Regions from separate parts of the Mus musculus genome. Here region 1 is linked to region 2. Evidence: chromatin contacts called from ENCODE POLR2A ChIA-PET data. All regions are on one chromosome and are shown on one strand. The core of a region is the stretch at or near the end of the contact, and the rest is flanking DNA. Distances in the headings are between cores, read along the strand shown.

Region 1 (2,700 bases), core at 49-2,548, 130 kb before region 2:
CGACCTCTCCTCCATCCTGCAGTTTGGGGTGGCACTGGCTCCACCAGAGAGGGTGAGCTCTTGGGGAGACAGATCCTGAGACCTGCCAATGGTGACTGTTTTTTTTTTTTTTTCCCCTCTATTTTTTGAGACAGGGTTTCTCTGTGCAGCCCTGGCTGTCCTGGAACTCACTCTATAGACCAGGCTGGCCTGGAATTCAGAAATCCACCTACCTGCCTCTGCCTCCCAAGTGCTGGGATTAAAGGAGTGTGACACCACTACCTAGCCCAATGGTGACTCTTGCAGGGTTCAGGCAGAGAGGAACTTCCAAGGAGATGGCTGGTGCCTGGTTGCCCACGTCAGTGCCAGGGCCCATACCCACTGCCTGGCAAGAAGCTATGGGAAAAGGCTGCAGGTGCCCTTAGTCCTCTGTGCTGTCCTTAACCAACGTTTCTCCAAACTTTGGTACCTATGTAAATTGCCCACTGCTGCAAGATCTCAAGCTAGAGAGAATGAAACCCGTACCCATGGGGTGAAAGTGGCCTGGCATTCTTCTCTTTGTAGCTTTGTACCACAGGTACTAACAGTCATCCTCAATGTGACTACTCTGCCCAAGGCTGTCTAGTTTTGACTTTTCTTCTAACCCGCCTGAACTCAGGGGTCTCACATTTGGCCCGGGTGTAGCCGTCACGTGAGGCCTGCATGCTTGTGCCAACCAGTCTGACTCAACTACAGCCTTTGCAAAACCCCTTACCACCCCGTGACTCAGTTTCTCCAGCTGTTCACGTGGGCAACAGTATGAGGCACCAGAGTGGAATGCGGAGGGTGTCCAAAACAGCTTCTCTGCAGTGCGTGCTTTTAGGCGGGGCCCCAAAGGCAAGAATTCGTGCCGCCCAAAGTATTCCTACTGGTCGTGCCCTGCACTGGCCACTGCTTTGGGCGGCAATGATTCTGCCAGGTGCACCGGCTGGACTGCAGGGATGACACCGTTTAGACCACTGAGAGGGCCTTCCCGGGAGACGGCGGGTGCCCGCGCCCATTCTAAGGCCCGTTCCCGGTGCCAGCAGCCTGACGCAATCTGACTCGCCCTTGCTGCATGCCAGTTCTGGGGAAACCTTCCCTGCCGTTGCATCACTCCTGCCAGGTCTGCCACGGGAGGAGGAGCCGAACCAATCAGCACGCGCGTTGGCCCTGGGGCGGGCTGCTCTGGTACCCACTCGGAGGGCGGCGCGGTTAACCGAGAAGCAAAATCTAAAGGTGATTGGCCAGAAAGAGATTTGCCCCGCCCCAATCATAGGGACAGCTGGAGGCAGTCTGAGGGCCTTCCTGGCCGGAGGGTTTAAAGAGCGCCTCTGGAGGGACCACTCAGCTGGAACGACCGATCGGTGCCAGGCCAGGTGTACGCGTCCGTCGGTCCTTCCGTGCCCGTGCCGGAGACCAGTCTCGGAGGCCACCCGGGTCCGTCCCTGCGCCCGGCACCATGAAGCAGGAGTCCGCATCCCAGAGCACTCCGCCTCCTTCACTGTCCCCTGCACCATCATCCGCGCAGCCTTCCTGGGGGGATGGCGACCCCCAAGCCCTGTGGATTTTCGGGTACGGCTCCCTAGTGTGGAAGCCGGACTTTGCCTATAGTGACAGCCGTGTGGGCTTCGTTCGTGGCTATAGCCGACGGTTCTGGCAGGGAGACACCTTCCATAGGGGCAGCGACAAGATGGTGAGCATCCTTCTGTGCCCAGAGGAGTGGAGTGGGGTTGGCAGGAGAGTGGGCACTCGTATCCTGGAGTGGCAGGGACCCTGGGCTAACTAAGAGAAAATTGTAAACCTGGTTTGTGGTTTAAATTTGTGTGCCTGGAAATCAGGTTGGTGATTGCACCTGTGGATTCTTGTGCTGGTTACTAATCTGGGCCGCTCGTTGTTTGTCTCTTCCACATCTGCCCATCACTCCATGTCACTCGATGAAAGGTCCTCTCCCAGGCTTGGGGCTTAGGCTGGCACTCTTTCCTCCTCTTCCTTCTCTTCCTCTTCTTCCTTTCCCTCTTCCTCCTCTTCCTCTTCTCTTCCTCTCCCTCTTCCTCCTTGTTCTTCTCTTCCTCTTCCTCCTCCTCCTCCTTTTCCTCCTCCTCTTCTCCCCCCTCTTTTTCCCCCTCCTCCATCTTACCTATTTCTTGCTATGTGGCCTCAAACTTGTGACAAATCTCTCTCTCTGGTGCTGAAGTGCTGGAACTACAGGTTCAAGTCACAACAGGACTAAAGGTGTGTGTGTGTGTGTGTGTGTGTGTGTGTGTGTGTGTGTGTGTGTGTGTGTTGCTGGAGATTGAATCTAAGGTCTTGTGCATGACAGGCAAGCCCCCCATGTCAATAAGGTTCATTCATAGTCCTTTCGGAAGTGCTAATATCTAATTTGTCTTTTTCAAAACCTTTCTTCCCTGTCTAGCCTGGCCGAGTGGTGACCCTCCTTGAAGACCGTGAGGTAAGTGTGCAGTCAAGAAGAGAATCCTGGGGTCTGATGTATCAGGGTGCAGAGGGTCAGAGCTCTTGTGTGGGGAGAGTGGAAGTGTAGCTAGCTTACTCCATGCTTCTTGGAGAATCACTTGAGGGAGGGTCTTATTAAGATGGATTTCTGTGAGTTCAGAGTTATTCTTGGTTACATAATGAATCCTGGGTCAGACACCCTGTACTATATGAGACGTCTCAAAATAAACAAAACTCAAGGGAAATAGG
Region 2 (2,700 bases), core at 172-2,671:
GATTCACTTGAGCTGCAATCATATCTGATAAAGATGTTACTCCTTCGGGGGAAAAAAAAAAAAGCCAGAGATGGAAGTGCAGTTATAATCTTAGCACCATGGACGCTAAGGCAGGAGGATATCAAGTTCCCGGCCATCCAGGCCAAAAACAAAAAACAAACAGGAAAAAGAAAAAAAAAAAAAAAAAAAAAGACACGACCGGAAGAAAGGAAGCATCAATAACCCACAGTGAAAATTAGGGATGTAAATCATGGATCACTAACTGGGAAAACTAAGCTGATCATCAGCGATGTTTTAAGGAGTTCAACCTCCAAATTCCTTCCCGAGTCCTAAGAAGTACAAGAATGTAAATCAAAGAGTCCTGAGCACAGTTGGTTCTGAACTAAAATAGTTAAACGCCTTCTTCGGCAATATCCAACTTCTAAACTGTAGGGGGCTTCCATCCTCCGTGATTACGGAAGTAGTACTTTTCATCAGCAAGCTCAAGAAGGAATTGTCAAAGTAAGATGACACTTGCTGAGACGCACTGCAAACGCCTCGAAAACCCAGAAGTGCTGTCACAGACACATTTCTAAGTCTGTGCACGTGTTAGCCTGTCCCCGTCTAACACCAACTAGCAACTTGCATCATTCGCCCGTAACCGTGGCTCGCTCCCCATTAAACTGATACTCTATCCAGTCCATAGATCTCATTCGTTTGAATTGACAGGTAGAACCCTCGTCCGGTTCCTGGTCCAGCCCGACAAGCCTCCGCCCTGCCCCTCCCCACTCCCAAACCCACACACGTGTTAGAGCGACACCGCCCCACCGGGTCCCACGTGCACCTGGCCTAACACTCCCCACGTGTGGGTGCTCCACGGGCTTCCTCGGGTGGCCGAGGTCACCCATAACCCCGGAGAGCCAGAGATACACGACAGGAGAGCCGAGGCCCAGGTCTCTGAGGTCCCAACCCTATGGGGAGTGTCCACACCCATCCTCTCTAACCCCAACAAACCCCAGGGCCGGGGGCGACGGCCCCTTTAAGAAGCGGCCCAGTCGTCGCCCGCAGAGAGGGGCGCACAGGGGCCTACACGACACCCCCTCCGTCCACCCGCCCACGTCTTCTCAACCTCACCTCGGGCCGAGGGGCCCCGCCGCCGCGGCGGCGGCGGAGGGGGGGCGGGGGGCGGGCGGGGTCCGGAGGGGGGGGTCGCCCCGCCGACTGTGGAGCCGCGCTTCGCTCTCGGAGGCCGAGGGACGGTGACTGCGTTGGACGGGAACGCTCCTAGCTCGCTCCCTCGGCGGCTCCTGGGACCCCAAGATGGCGGCGGCGCTGAGGCGGCTGCGGGCGCTGGGCCGGCGGCGGCGGCGGCCACTTTCACTCACTGAGAGGAGCGGAGCAGGGACACGGGGAGCCATGGCGGGGGGGAGGAGAGGCGCCATAGCCAGGCCAGAACAATCGAGCAGGTACTCGGCCGGCTTAGCCCTGCCCCGCCCACGCCCACTGCTAGTCGCTAGCCCGTGTCCGCCGACCGTGCCGCTACGGGCGGCCTCGTGCAGCTTGTACCCCGCTGCCGCCGCCCGACGCCCCGCGCGGACCGGGGTTCTGGGGGAGACCCTCATCTATACTATCTGAGTGCAGATTGGTCGGGGCTGGGACTGGCGAAGATTGCCGAAAGGCGACGGGGAGGAGGAGGAGGATGTCATCGCTAGAGTGAGCAAGCAGATCTCGCGGGAGGAGATGTCGCGAGAGCTCAGCGGCCCTGCAACTGCCACAGAAAGGTTACTTTTCCGGAAGTAACGTCAATGGAAACCGCCCAAAAACCAGGGACTCATTTTGGTCCTGCAGGTGGGAGGGACTGCTTGGCGTTGTCGCTGGAAGTTTTCTCCAGGTAGTGCTGGCCTACCCCGAGGCCAGCTCGGGCGGGGATGGATCCTTGTAAGAGCCAACTTGGAGACGTCTCCTGGTCGTCTTCCTGACGACACTGTCCCCCTTCGGCCCGAGACCGTTGGCACGAAGGCGCTTTCACCTTCCATGCACTTTCCATTTCCCCAGTGGGGTGAGTCGCCCTGCCCACACTCGAGCAACCGCAGAGCTGGGGCGGGCGGGGCGGGGCGGGGCGGTTGTTTCATGGTTATTTTGTCTGGGTTTGGTTAATAGCCCAGGCTAGCTAGCGTCAAGCTCGGGGGATGTCTCCTGCCTCAGCCTCCCGAGGACTGAGGTTACAGTGTGCGCCATCATGCAGTCTTCTGCACTTAATCCACTCGTTTCCAAGACGTATATAGAATTGTTGGACTTCACCCTTTCGTTTTCTGCAAGAATCGCTTGTTTAATATTATCTGTTTTGCCTGTACTGTGCCTTGTGCAACTCCAGTTGGGTCCAAGTTGCATCCTTTGGAACTGAACTGCTTAAAATTAAAGTCTAGAAAATGATTATTTAAAAAATGTCTTGTTTTTTTTTGTTTGTTTGTTTTTCGAGACAGGGTTTTTCTGTGTAGCCCTGGCTGTCCTGGAACCGCACTTTGTAGACCAGGCTGGCCTCGAACTCAGAAATCCGCTTGCTGGGACTAAAGGCGTGCGCTGCCACGCCCGGCTCTTTTTTTTTTTTTTTTTTTTTTTTTAATGTTTCTTGGCCTCGATATGCTTTAAGTTCAGGAGAAAAAGTGTCCGTAAACAAGACCTTAAATGTTCACAAAGTTTAACAGTAACACTTTATAAGAG

The links. ChIA-PET counts read pairs that join two places held with the same protein, here RNA polymerase II (POLR2A).
Region 1: POLR2A ChIA-PET joins it to region 2 with 13 read pairs in Patski. The contact joins the promoter of Chac1 here to the promoter of Ino80 in region 2. POLR2A ChIA-PET finds 5 or more read pairs at or near these places in 4 of 5 experiments (Patski and embryonic stem cell).

What each region holds. Positions count from the first base shown.
Region 1 is chr2:119,349,944-119,352,643 of GRCm38, forward strand. Chac1 (ChaC, cation transport regulator 1) reads left to right here and starts at 1,299. Exons shown (of 3, transcript NM_026929.4): 1 at 1,299-1,693; 2 at 2,414-2,449. The coding sequence starts at 1,460.
Region 2 is chr2:119,476,266-119,478,965 of GRCm38, forward strand. Ino80 (INO80 complex subunit) reads right to left here and starts at 1,422. Exons shown (of 36, transcript NM_026574.4): 1 at 1,114-1,422.